2 separate regions of the Homo sapiens genome follow, and region 1 is linked to region 2. The links are chromatin contacts, found by Hi-C or POLR2A ChIA-PET in ENCODE. All regions are on one chromosome and are shown on one strand. Each heading gives the region's core, a stretch centred on a gene start or an enhancer-like site at or near the end of the contact. The rest is flanking DNA. Distances are from core to core; before and after follow the strand shown.

Region 1 (6,307 bases), core at 3,673-6,172, 1.3 Mb before region 2:
GCAAATGTAATCTACATTGCTAGATACACAAGTACAGAACATAGAGACTGGGAGGTGGAAGAGGGGAAGGAGAGATGGAGGGAAGGATGGCACTAATAACTATGTCTTACAAAGTACGTGGTCAAGAGATGCTGTGGAAAACTGATGAAATAAGAAGTCAGTTTAAAATAGTACTTAATAAAGTTACAAAGGTAACTAATAGAGGAGCCCACACAATAATAAAACTCTCAAAATCTGGGAGGGGCCGGGCGCAGTGGCTCACCCCTGCAATCCCAGCACTCTGGAAGACCGAAGGATGAGGATCACTTGAGCCTAGGAGCTCGAGACCTAACTGGGCAACATAGCGAGACCCCGTCTCTAAAAAAAAAAAATAAATAAAACTTTGCCAGGTGTAGTGGCATGCACCTGTGGTCCTAACTACTCAGGAGACTGAGGCAGGAAGATTGCCTGAGTTCAGGAGTTTGAGGTCATAGTGAGCTGTGATCACACCATTGTACTCCAGCCTGGACCACTGAGCAAGACCCTGTCTCAAAAAAAAAAAAAAAAAAAAGTGGGAAGGAGTGTTGAGAAAGAGTCAGCTGTTGTAAATAAGCTAAATTATTTTGTCATGGTAGGAAAAAGTCAAGATAATGTTTAAAGTTGATAAATAGGAAATACCCATTCAAGCACGTTATTTAGAGATATGAAGTTACCGCCAGAAGAACTAAATGGGAAAAGTGGTTGCATCTGGGGCTGAGAAGCAGGGGATAGGAAGACGTCAGTTTTTTACTACATGAGTCCTTATGTACTACTTTGCCTTTTGAAAATTGTGCATGTGCATTGCTTTGATTTAGTTTGTCAAAACAAGCCCTTCTCTTTCTTTAGAACTCTGGCTTCCACACTGTAAATATGAAATGGGCAGGCTGATGATTCTGGGTGACATGAGGTCCTGTTCTCCAATATCTATGCTTCTTTTGAGAACAGGAGGTAAGAGAGGCGGGTGACGGGTTGGCCCCTCCTAACTAACCCCTTGGTTCCTCACAGCCATCCACACAGATACTGTCTTGGCTGCCCCAGCCTGCTCCACCTCTGGTCCTCTTCAAATCCCACCATCGCCAGTCCAGCCTCTTCAGCCTTACTTTCATTCAACTATTTACACCCATTAGTTATTTATACCTGCTTGAGTCACAAAGGATTTGAGGGTGCTTACTCCAAGAACACAGAATAGAAATTGAACTCGAAAATAAGTCCAAAAAAGAAATCAACAAAGATGCTAGAGCTATGCTTCAAATTAACTGGTGGCTGAGGCAAAAAGGAAGATACAATGAGCTATGACAGCCTCACATTAGGAAGGAAGAAATATACCAGTTTTCAGGGGAAGCAAAGCTTTGATTCGTTAAGTCATTGTCCATGGGAGATTTCATGAAAGAGAAGAAAAATGACTATTTACGGAGCACCTACAGTATCAGGGAATGCCATCGAAATTATCTATTTACGGAGCACCTACAGTATCAGGGAATGCCATCGAAATTACCTTGGCTAACCTTGAGAAATATGCCAGGCATGGTGGCTCACGCTTATAATCCCTGCACTTTAGGGGGCCGAAGTGGGAGGATTGCTTGAGCCTAAGAGTTCAAGACCAGCCCAGGCAACAGAGGGAGACTCTGTCTCTACAAAAAAAATTAGCCGGTCATGGTAGTGCATGTCTGTGGTCCAAGCAACTTGGGAGGCTGAGGTAGGAGGATCACTTGAACCCAGGATGTCGAGGCTGCAGTGAGCTGTGATCGCACCACTGTTCTCCAGCCTGGCTGATAGAAAGAGACCCTGTCTCAAAACAAGCAAGCAAGCAAACAAACAAACAAAAAACTTGAGAAATAGGCATAATAGGCATTGTTATCCCATTTTACAGAAAAACTAAAATTCAGAAAAGGTAAAATGACCTAGCTGAGGCCATCCTGCGGGTTGGGGTGGAACATAGATTCAAATCCAGGTCTGTCTGTCTCCAAAGCTCGTTCTTTATGTATCATATCATCGAGCCTCAAAACAAAGACACCCGGGGTAGAGCTGCCCAGCCCAAGGTAATGGGGATATACTAAAGACAGACACAGGTCCACCCTCTTCCATGAAAACAGAAAAACAGGGATGAGAGACCTGGCTGTCAGGCCAGAAACTGCCTCTGAGCTGCCTCAGTTACAGTAAATGAAGCCACGTAAGACAAAAAACAGCAGAAAGAAGGCTGGGCCTGAGCTAGGGGGAGAAAGAGAACAGCACATTTAAGAAAAGATGCACTGGGCGCAGTGGCTCACACCTGTAATCCCAACATTTTGGGAGGCCGAGGTGGGCGGATCACCTGAGGTCGGGAGTTCGAGACTAGCCTGACCAACATGGAGAAACCCTGTCTCTACTAAAAATACAAAATTAGCTGGGTGTGGTGGTGCATGCCTGTAATCCCAGCTACTCGGGAGGCTGAGGCAGGAGAATCCCTTGAACCCAGGAGGCGGAGGTTGCAGTGAGCCGAGATCGCGCCATTGCACTCCAGCCTGGGTGACAGAACGAGAGACTCCATCTCAAAAAAAAAAAAAAGAAAAGAAAAGAAAAGATGCTCTGAATGCTGGCATTCATACTAGGGTGACTCTTCTAATCAGCGTTCTCTTTTCTGCTCACACCCTGACTGGCCTTATACAAGTCCTTTCTCTCTCTGGGCCTCAGTCTTTTCATCTGTAAAATGAATAGCTTCAGTTGGATGATTTGTCAGAGTCCTTCCAACTTGTGATTTCTTGATTTCTATGCTGGTATTATTAAAACCCTACTGGTCATGAACGCTGCCACTCCTCTGAGCTTCCAGAGCAGGCTGCGCTCCCCTCCATCATCATCTTTCTCCCCACATAGGTTATCTCTACTCCCACTGCCCAAGCACAGGCCTGATCATCTCTCATCTAGACTGCTGTACCAGCCTCCTCCCTGGATACCCTCCAATCTATCTTCCAAACTGCCCTCTAGGGGGATCTCTCCAAAACGTGGCTCTTGACATGTTCTCCCACACCACAATAAGCACCTCTCCCCCAGTTTAAAATGCTACTTGGCCAGGCATGGTGGCTCATGCCTGTAATCCTAGTACTTTGGGAGGCCAGGGCAGGTGGCTCACCTGAGGTCAGGAGTTTGAGACCAGCCTGGCCAATATGGCAAAACCCTGTCTCTACTAAAAATACAAAAATTAGCCAGGCATAGTGGCACACGCCTGTAATCCCAGCTACTCGGGAGGCTGAGGCAGGAGAATTGCTTGAACCTGGGGCGGGGAAGAGGCTGCAGTGAGCTGAGATCACGCCACTTCACTCCAGCCTGGGCGAAAGAGCAAAACTCCGTCTCAAAAAAATAAAAACAAAAACAACACAAAAACAAAACAGCAGAAAGCTCCTGACGCTGCTAGTGAAGTGTCCTCAAGATGTGAGCCGGCCAACCCTCCAGACTCCCCTGCGAGTCTCTCTGTTTGTGCTCTAGTTTGTACTGAACTCATAAAAAAACAAAACAAACAAACAAAAAACCTCCCCATACACATATCCTGCTGGGCCCATACCTCTGTGTGTTTGCTCATGCTGGCCCCTCTGCCTTAACCTCCCTTTTGCCCCCAATTCCCACCAACCCACATGCTGTCCTTCTTCACCTAGCTAACTCAAACTCATCCTCCAAGCCTCAGCTCAGGTATCACCTCCTCCAGTAAGCCTTCCCTGACAGTCCAGGGTGATGTCTCTCCTTTGAGCACCTGTGGCCCCCTGTGCTCCCCTCTGGCATGACACACTGGATAGCACACTGCAATCGTCTATTTCCACCACCACCTTCTCCACCCAATTATGAGCACCTTGAAGCCAGGAACTATATACTAATCATAGAATTCTCTGCCTGTGATGGCACAAGGCATGGCACATCCTGGCATGCAATGTTCACTGGACTGACCTCTCTCTCTGAAATGTGGTGAGCTGCCACATGGTTTCTCCTCCTGTCCTCCCACAGCACAGAGCTTTACAGAGTTATTATTAATAATAATGGCTATCGCTGAGTAAACACATACTGTGTGCTCAGCGCTTCACCTACGTCATCTTATTTAATTTTCACAACCATCACAATGAGATGGGTTGTTTATGAATTGGCTGGCATATCAGATATACAGTTGTGAGAGATGCCTCTCAGATTTATAAGAAAATGTGGGGGAAGAGCCAAGTTAGGTACTTTTCATCACAGATATAATGACAATAATTCTAAAGTGGTTATATGAAGGAAAATATTGGTTTTATTCAGGTGAATGCAGTATGCTGTATCCTGGAATCCAGCAGGAAATCACAGGGCCTGGATATGCAGTCCTATCACTCCTTTAAAAAGGTATAAAAATCACATCGCTCCAACGAAATGCACTAGTGAAACATTAGTGAAATGGTACCTATTAGGTGATGATAGTGATACATTTACATCTAAAATGTTGGAGGAATAATCCTGATCAGCCGTGTAGCTCTGGCTTGTCATCTTTGTTTTGAAAGGGATGCGATGCATCGGTCTTTGCATTGTTGTGTGTTTGCCACATTCCGCCTCTAGGGGGCAGGGCAGTCTCATGTATTATTTTCCATTCTCAGCTTTCCAGCCTGATCAGGACCTTGATGTACGGTATGCCAGGCAGCCAGGAAATTTTCTGATACAATTTTTTTGAGGGAGGTAGGGGGCTGGCAACATGAATCTCATGCATCAGAAAATACAGTTTTATTCCTATTTACTACTTGAGAAAACTGAGGCTCTGAAAGTGAAGTGATTTGCCTAGAGTTACACAAAGTCCTTCCATGGCACCACACTTTCTCTGAATGCTAAGGTCCCAGAGAGCTTCAGCTACTAAGCACTGGGGAATGGGCTTCCCCGTGTAAATGCTTCCAACAGGCAGGCTTGGAGAGAAACCAAATACCATGAGGAAGTTATAGTAACTGGCAAATTATGTTGCCCTAAACGAGCTTCCCCAAAAGAGGAAGTAAGTCACTTACTAAGCATTCTTCCCCATGACCAATGTTTATGATCCTGCCAGGGAACACTGCAGTGAGTGAGGCAGAGGGGCCAAGTCTTATGTCAACCCTGAGATACCATGTCCAGCTCAGGGTCTGAGCTCAAGAAAGGTTTGATGGATAAATAAGCAACTTCCCACTGGGCTGAGTGAACTGCACACAGGTCCTGTGCAGGCCTCTTTGCTCCTTTCAGAACAGAAGACTTGGCATCGAGGGTCAGGACCACAGCCTGACATGGCAGGGAGAGATAATGATCAGCAGATTGGTCTAAATGTCTCCAAAGTCTCGTCCAAGTCTGCTACCTTGACATTCTATGAATCGGAAGGCTGGTGAGCGTGAGAAGAGACAGCAAAGGCCAAAATGGCTCCAGGGAGCATGAGAAAAAAGCCACAGAAAAGCCAAAAGAATTTATTTTTCCTTAGGGATGGGATCTCAATTTGTTGCCCAGGCTGGAGTGCAGTGGCACAATCATAGTTCACTGTAACCTCAACCTCCCTGGCACAAGTGATCCTCCCGCCTTGACCTCCCAAAGTGCTGGGAGCTACTGTGCCTACCCCAAGAGAATTCTGAAGTTGTCATTTCTTACTACAGGAGTCCTGGAAGGAAGAAAAAATTAGGTACCTTTGGCTATTAGTTCAGCAGGACTCAATCAGACATTCATTTATCTACTCAGTATTTATTAAGCAGCTACTATGTGCTGTGCTATGTGTTTCCAAGCTTTTAGCTCCTTCACTCATGCCCACAGCACCTAACACAGAACCTGACACACAAAATGCACTCAGTATATGTCAGTTAAATGTAAATCTGAAGGGGGTCTCAGTCTAACAGAGGGGACATGAGATGTAAACAACCATGAAGGAATAAAAAGGGGCAATGTGCTCATTGAGAGGGTCAAGGATAGACCAAACATCAGAGACACCAGCAAACAGACATAGGAGAGGTAACAGCTGAGTCCAGCCTGGGAACTGGGTACAGCAGCCCAAGAGAAGGGAACAACATGAGCAAAGACCTAGAGGCTAGCAGAAGGCCTGAGTGGGCTAACCAGGGGGGCACACGGGTCAGCCTGGCTGGAGCATAGTCTGTACAAAGACGAGAGGAAAAAGGCAAACTGGGGACAGATCCTAAGAAGACCATGCAGGGCAGGCGGAGGAGTTCTCAGGCCAAAGAGAGAGTGAAACTACTGGAGCTGGACTGCAGAACATGGTCTGGCTGCACCTCATCAGAGGCTTGATGGAGAGAGAGCAGGAGGGGCAATCTACTAGGAGACCATGGCCAAAATTCAGGGGGTGATG
Region 2 (5,515 bases), core at 573-3,072:
TTCTACTTTTGCATATGTTAAAAATTTTCATATTAAAGATAAATTAAAAAGTTCGTTCCTTTAATGGGGGATTATGTGTAATTGTCTTTTCTTAAAATGATGGTGATAGAAGGCAGTAGTTTGTTTTTAGTGTCCTTCTTCCGCAATATTTTATCCATCCTTTGCAATTTTTTGAAATATTGTTTGGGCTGTGAAGTCCTAAACTCTTGGGACTGTGAACTTGTGGGACTGGATCTGATCACATGAGGCCACAAACATTTACTGACAAGATCCTGGGTGCCAGACCCTGTTCTGGACTAAAAATATACAGCGAATTAGACACAGTCCACATTCCTGAGAATTGCTGTAGAAAATGAGGTAAGAAATGTAAAATCCTTCACACAGTGCCTGATACAGTGTAAGTGCTCAATAAACATTAAGTATCATCATCACCACCCTCACTACTATCATCATCACCTTCGATATCTTTCCATGTCAGTTTATATATAGCTCATTAAATTAATTAATTAATTAATTGAGATAGTCTGGCTCTGTTGCCCAGGCTGGAGTGCAGTGGCGCAATCTCCGGCCCACTGCAACCTCCGCCTCCCGGGTTCAAGCGTTTCTCCTGCTTCAGCCTTCTGAGTAGCTGGGATTACAGGCGCCTGGCTAATTTTTGTATTTTTAGTAGAGACGGGGTTTCACCATGCTGGTCTCGAACTTCTGACCTCAGGTGATCCACCCACCTCGGCCTCTCAAAGTATTGGCATTACAGCCGTCAGCCACCATGCCCGGCCTATATATAGCCCATTTTAAACTGATAAGTTTATCAACCATCTCCTGCCCCCACTGATACTTTCAATTTTTCGTTATTGCCAACAAATCAGCACGGCTTACACTTGTTCATAAGGCTCCTTGCAGTTTTTTGTCCTCTAGATCTAAGGTTCTTAAAGTGTGGTCTTGAACCAGTTTGCCCCAGCATTACCCTGGAAGTTGTTAGAAACACAAGTTCCTAATCTCTGATAGTAGATGGGCCACAACAATCTGTGTTTTAACAAAGCCCTGTAGGTGATCCGCATACACTTCTCTAGGAGTCTTGGATGTATATATATGGAAATGGGATTGCTGAGCCAATAGGATATATACCTTTAAAATAATGTTTTTTAAAATAAAATAGAGAGGGAGGGTCTCACTGTGTTGCCCATGCTGGTCTCAAACTCATGGACTCAAGTGATCCACCCACCTTGGCCTCCCAAAGTGCTGGGATTACAGGCGTTACATTAAAAAAAATTTAATAGTCAAAGAGCTCTCCAAATCAGGCACGAACTTTTACTTATATATTAAGGTCTTACTTTGAATAGGGTTACTAAGCCTGCTGAAATAACCCCTTTTCTTCCGGTACCCACTTTCATCCGACGTGCCCCGCCCGCCCGACTCGATTGCATCAGCCTCCTGTCAGCCCCGCCCCAGTGTACTTGCACTCGCAAGCGCAGCTGGGTTATCTTGGGACTAGACGCTCACGGGGCGGGGCTTCGATTCTCACTCTTGGAGCGGGGAGGCCAAAAGAGTCGGAAAGGGGCGTTATCTCTTTCGGAAGTGAGTGGGACAATGGCGAGCAAGCGGTCGTGAGCCTTGAGCTTTGCAGCTTTTCTTGGCTCCCATTTCCTCCTAAAGCCACGAGTTTACCAGCGTCTCTTACAAGTAGTGTGTCGCCACTTTAAAAAAAACATCAGGAAAGGAAAAGGGAGAACCCCGGAGCCCGAAGCTACGCCCGCCTGCGGCAGGGGTGCGCCAATTGTCCAGTGGTGAGGGCGCATGCGAACCATTGACAATGACGTAATCTTGCAGCTCACAGCCGGAGTGAGGCTTTCGGGGAGGGAGGAGCTCCGGTGAGAGTAACAGGGTCGGATTTGTCTGGGCCAGGCCCAGGCTGAGACGCCTACTAGGGGATGGAGGGCCCCAGAAGGAGGGAGAGGGAGGAGTCTTGGACTCTCTCGGAGAACGAGGCTGGGGCTGGCCACCGAGAGTGGAAGCCGCTGTCCAGAGGTTAGAGCCACCCAAGAGCTGGTAGTCGAGTGGCCGCCAGGGGGTGACCGTGCCTGCGTACGTCCACAAGTGGGCCCATAAAGACTGGCCCATATATTTTTGAAACTGTTTATTTTTGTATCTGTTTCCTCTTCTGCCCTGACATCCCAGAGAAAGAGTTGTGGGTGATTGACCTTTGAATCACCAGCACCTCGGGGAGGGCCTGGTACAAAGAAGACACATTTTTAAGGCGGTTGATTGACGGAAGGAAAAGACTGAAAAAACGAAAACAACAAGCCAAAAACCCCAAACCCAGAGATACCCATACATGACATAAAGTTAAGGCCTTTTTAAAAAGTAATAATAGAGGAGAAATTTTAAATGTCCATCAGCAGAGCTTGAGGCCATGCAGTTTTTAGGTTGTTGCAGTCAGAGTGTACACACAACCCTGCATCCTTAGTTATGGCATAATAATTTTTCTCTGTTGCTATAGAATCTCCACAGCCGTCATCTCTCAGCAATGGTTGTAGAATGTTCCATTAGACAGCTGTGCCACAATTCACTTAACCCTTCTCTTGTTGGATATTAAAACTACTTTCTAGTGTTTGACCACCAAAATATATCTCTGCAAGGAATAATTTTGTGCTTAGAGCTTTTCCTGTAGGAGTAGGGGTGGGTGGATATCGATTTAGGAGCAGAATTACCAGGAAAATGTCATAAACATGTTTTAGGCTCTTGTCGACCCGCTTTCCTGAAAGGGATCATACCCGTTGACATCAGAAGCCAAGTCCGAAATCAAACCTGGTGGACTCCGGGTCTTGTCTGTCTCCAGGCTGGTTTTAATTTCCGTATCCTGCAGCAATGCAGAAGTTTATTATTAGTTCTGACCTTTGGGGCAAGGCAAACACACACCAAAGGTTCGGGGACAACTTTAGCAACTGCAACAGCTGACATTGTGAGCGGGTGCAGCTCAGGTTTCAAGCTTGAGCAACTGGGTTGGATGAACTTGCCTCACTGAGACAGGGAATCTGAGAAGAGGAACAGGTTTGGGAGGGAGCAGATGAGATCAGTTTTAAATACATTTAGTTCGAGGTGCCTTTGGGACATCTAAAGGGAGGTATCCAGGAGACAGGCATACATACGGATAAACAACAGTTTTTGCCCTTCTCTGAACTCCCAGAGCTCCCTATCTGTGGATTTCTCATGGCTCAGTTTGCCTTTTACCTTTTACTATCCTCAGAGCTCCTTGAGGCCAGGATAAGGGCCTCATTCATTTGTGTATCCTTCCTCCCAGTGCCCAGTACAGTGCTTTATACCTAGAAGGCCATAAAAGTCTGTCCTGTATAATGAAATTTCATTGATTTCTTAATTGGATGATTCCTGCAGTAGGGGTCCTGATCTGGGTGAAAAAGTTTGGGAACCTTAAGAGTTCTGGGAAGGCTTCCTGTAAGAGGTGGCATAATGTTACCGTGAATAATTATGACTATTTGTTGAACACCTGCCATGTTCCAGTCACTCTGCTGCACACATGCATCAGAGATGCCACCACTATCTTTGATGGCCACTGGCCATCTTTACATCCCCTTCTGGGAGCACTGGCTCTACTTACAGCTCCTACCAAATGATCAAGCAAGGACTAACTATGTATTACATCCACCCTTCCTTTAGGATACAGCACCTGATCCAAGGCCAGCCCACAACCTGTGAGTTGTATGGCCCAGCTTTAGAAGATGAGGTGGGCCAATCAGATTGCTCTCTTGGGAATGTGAAATAAGAGATCCAGAGGAGAGTTGCCAGTTAGTTGTGGGGAGCTGAGCTGACAGGTCCAGTAGACCAGGATGCTGGGTAGGTGGGTGCAGCATTATGAATCAGGTCAAGTGCCTGTTAAAATCCTGGGGGAGCAGTTCAAGGTGGTTGGCTGAATGAGGAAGCTGGGGCAGATGTACAGAGAGAAGCAGACATGTAGTGCAGATGAATTACATTAATGGTAAAGCTCCAGAGCAGAGGGTCCATGCCTCATCCAGAAATTTCCTGCAGCTCCAGGCTTAATAAGCTTTATCTGTACTTCACTTCCTGCCCTTGGATTTCTGATTCGTGATCTAGCTTCACTGGGTTTCTGTTCCTTGCATCCAAAAGAGTCTTAACAAAAACAGCCTTTTAAATAGGTTTAATTTAATTTGCACTTCGGCCCTCTGAGGTGAGTGTACTTTTCCTCATTTTACAAGTGAAGAAACTGAGGCTTAGTGAGATTAACTTGACTAAGGTGACACAGCCAGTGATGGAGCTGGTCTGTCAGATTCTCTTAATCTTTTTTTTAAAAGCATTAATATGTTATTTTTATTTTTAAAAATGACCACAAGCTTGTCATATAAAAACAAAAGCAATCAATACAGACATAATCTGATCTGAACATCAATCAGCTCCTTCGACTCTTCCTTTCATTTATTTCCTTTCAATGTAAAGGAATGTAGCTCCAGCTACATTGGCCTCTGTTTCCAGAACACGCCAAGGTTGTTCTCACCTTTGGTCCTTTATACTGAGTGTTCCTTCTCTTTATTTAAAAAAAAATTTTTTTTCCTTCGCCAGCTTTAAACAGAGAGTCCCTTCTCTTTGTAATGCTTTTCCCCTTGCTTTTCCAGTGGCTGGCTCCTTCTTGTCATTGTCTTCACTCAATTGTCACTTCTTCAGAGAGGACTTTGCCAAACCACGCAGTATGAAATAGCCCACACAACTCTTGGCCCCACTGCTTTCTGTCATATAAACTCCTTTTTATTCCCTGCATAGCCCTTGTCACTGTTTGAAATTGCGTTGCTCATTTATGTAATTGTTTATTGTCTGCCTCCTCTTCAGAAATGAGAACAGAAGCCTTATCTGTATCCTGAGGATCTAAAACTGCTGGTATGTAAGTTCAATCAATATTTGTAGAATAAATGAATGTATAAACTAAAAACAAAGTTCTCATCCAATGCTTTTCTCTCCTAATACCAATCTCCAGAGACAGTAACTGTTAACAGTTTTGTCTACATCTTCCCATTTTCCATGCATATACAAACAAGCATGTATCTTTCTGCATAAAGATAAATATGAATATATGCTTTTGTTTACACCAATGAAAGTTCTATAATTGCCTTTTTCATATAACACTTAACATCTTCCTGTACCAATACATATACATCTACCTTATTAAAAACAAGACAAAACAAATTCATATTATTACAATGTATGGAGTTACCAGAATTTATTTAATTGGATGTCTTTTAGTGGTTATTTTTTTCTAATTTTTTGTTTTTATGTGTTGTAATATTGAAATAAATATTCTTATTATATATGTATTTGCACAAATGTCTCCCACACCCATTTGTTGTCTTTTGTCTTTGCTTGTGGTATATGCAAAGATAAACTTTGTTTAAACTTATATGGTTAGGTTTACCAATCATTCCCTTTATGGTTTTTGGGTTTTGTTTTCTTTTTAAATAATTTAATTTAATTTTAATTTTTATGGGTACACAAT

What was found. A loop is a pair of places that touch in the nucleus more often than their neighbours do. ChIA-PET counts read pairs that join two places held with the same protein, here RNA polymerase II (POLR2A). Pooled maps may share reads with other maps.
Region 1: a pooled map shows a loop between it and region 2 (3-fold over the local background). The contact joins two enhancer-like sites. A Hi-C loop is called at or near these places in 2 of 50 pooled maps. POLR2A ChIA-PET finds 5 or more read pairs at or near these places in 2 of 52 experiments (A673 and activated CD4-positive, alpha-beta T cell).

The regions. Positions count from the first base shown.
Region 1 is chrX:53,308,574-53,314,880 of GRCh38, forward strand. All of the region lies in intron 1 of IQSEC2 (IQ motif and Sec7 domain ArfGEF 2), which reads right to left. Among named protein-coding and RNA genes, the nearest start is that of IQSEC2, 9.6 kb to the right of the region's middle. Within about 2 kb of position 4,923, at least 4 of the 41 ENCODE cell types and tissues checked have a DNase peak (open chromatin) inside an H3K27ac peak, as active enhancers do.
Region 2 is chrX:54,637,974-54,643,488 of GRCh38, forward strand. It overlaps a transcript of GNL3L not described here. Among named protein-coding and RNA genes, the nearest start is that of GNL3L, 110 kb to the left of the region's middle. RefSeq lists enhancers at 1,210-1,735, 1,302-1,431, 1,722-1,971. Within about 2 kb of position 1,823, at least 40 of the 41 ENCODE cell types and tissues checked have a DNase peak (open chromatin) inside an H3K27ac peak, as active enhancers do.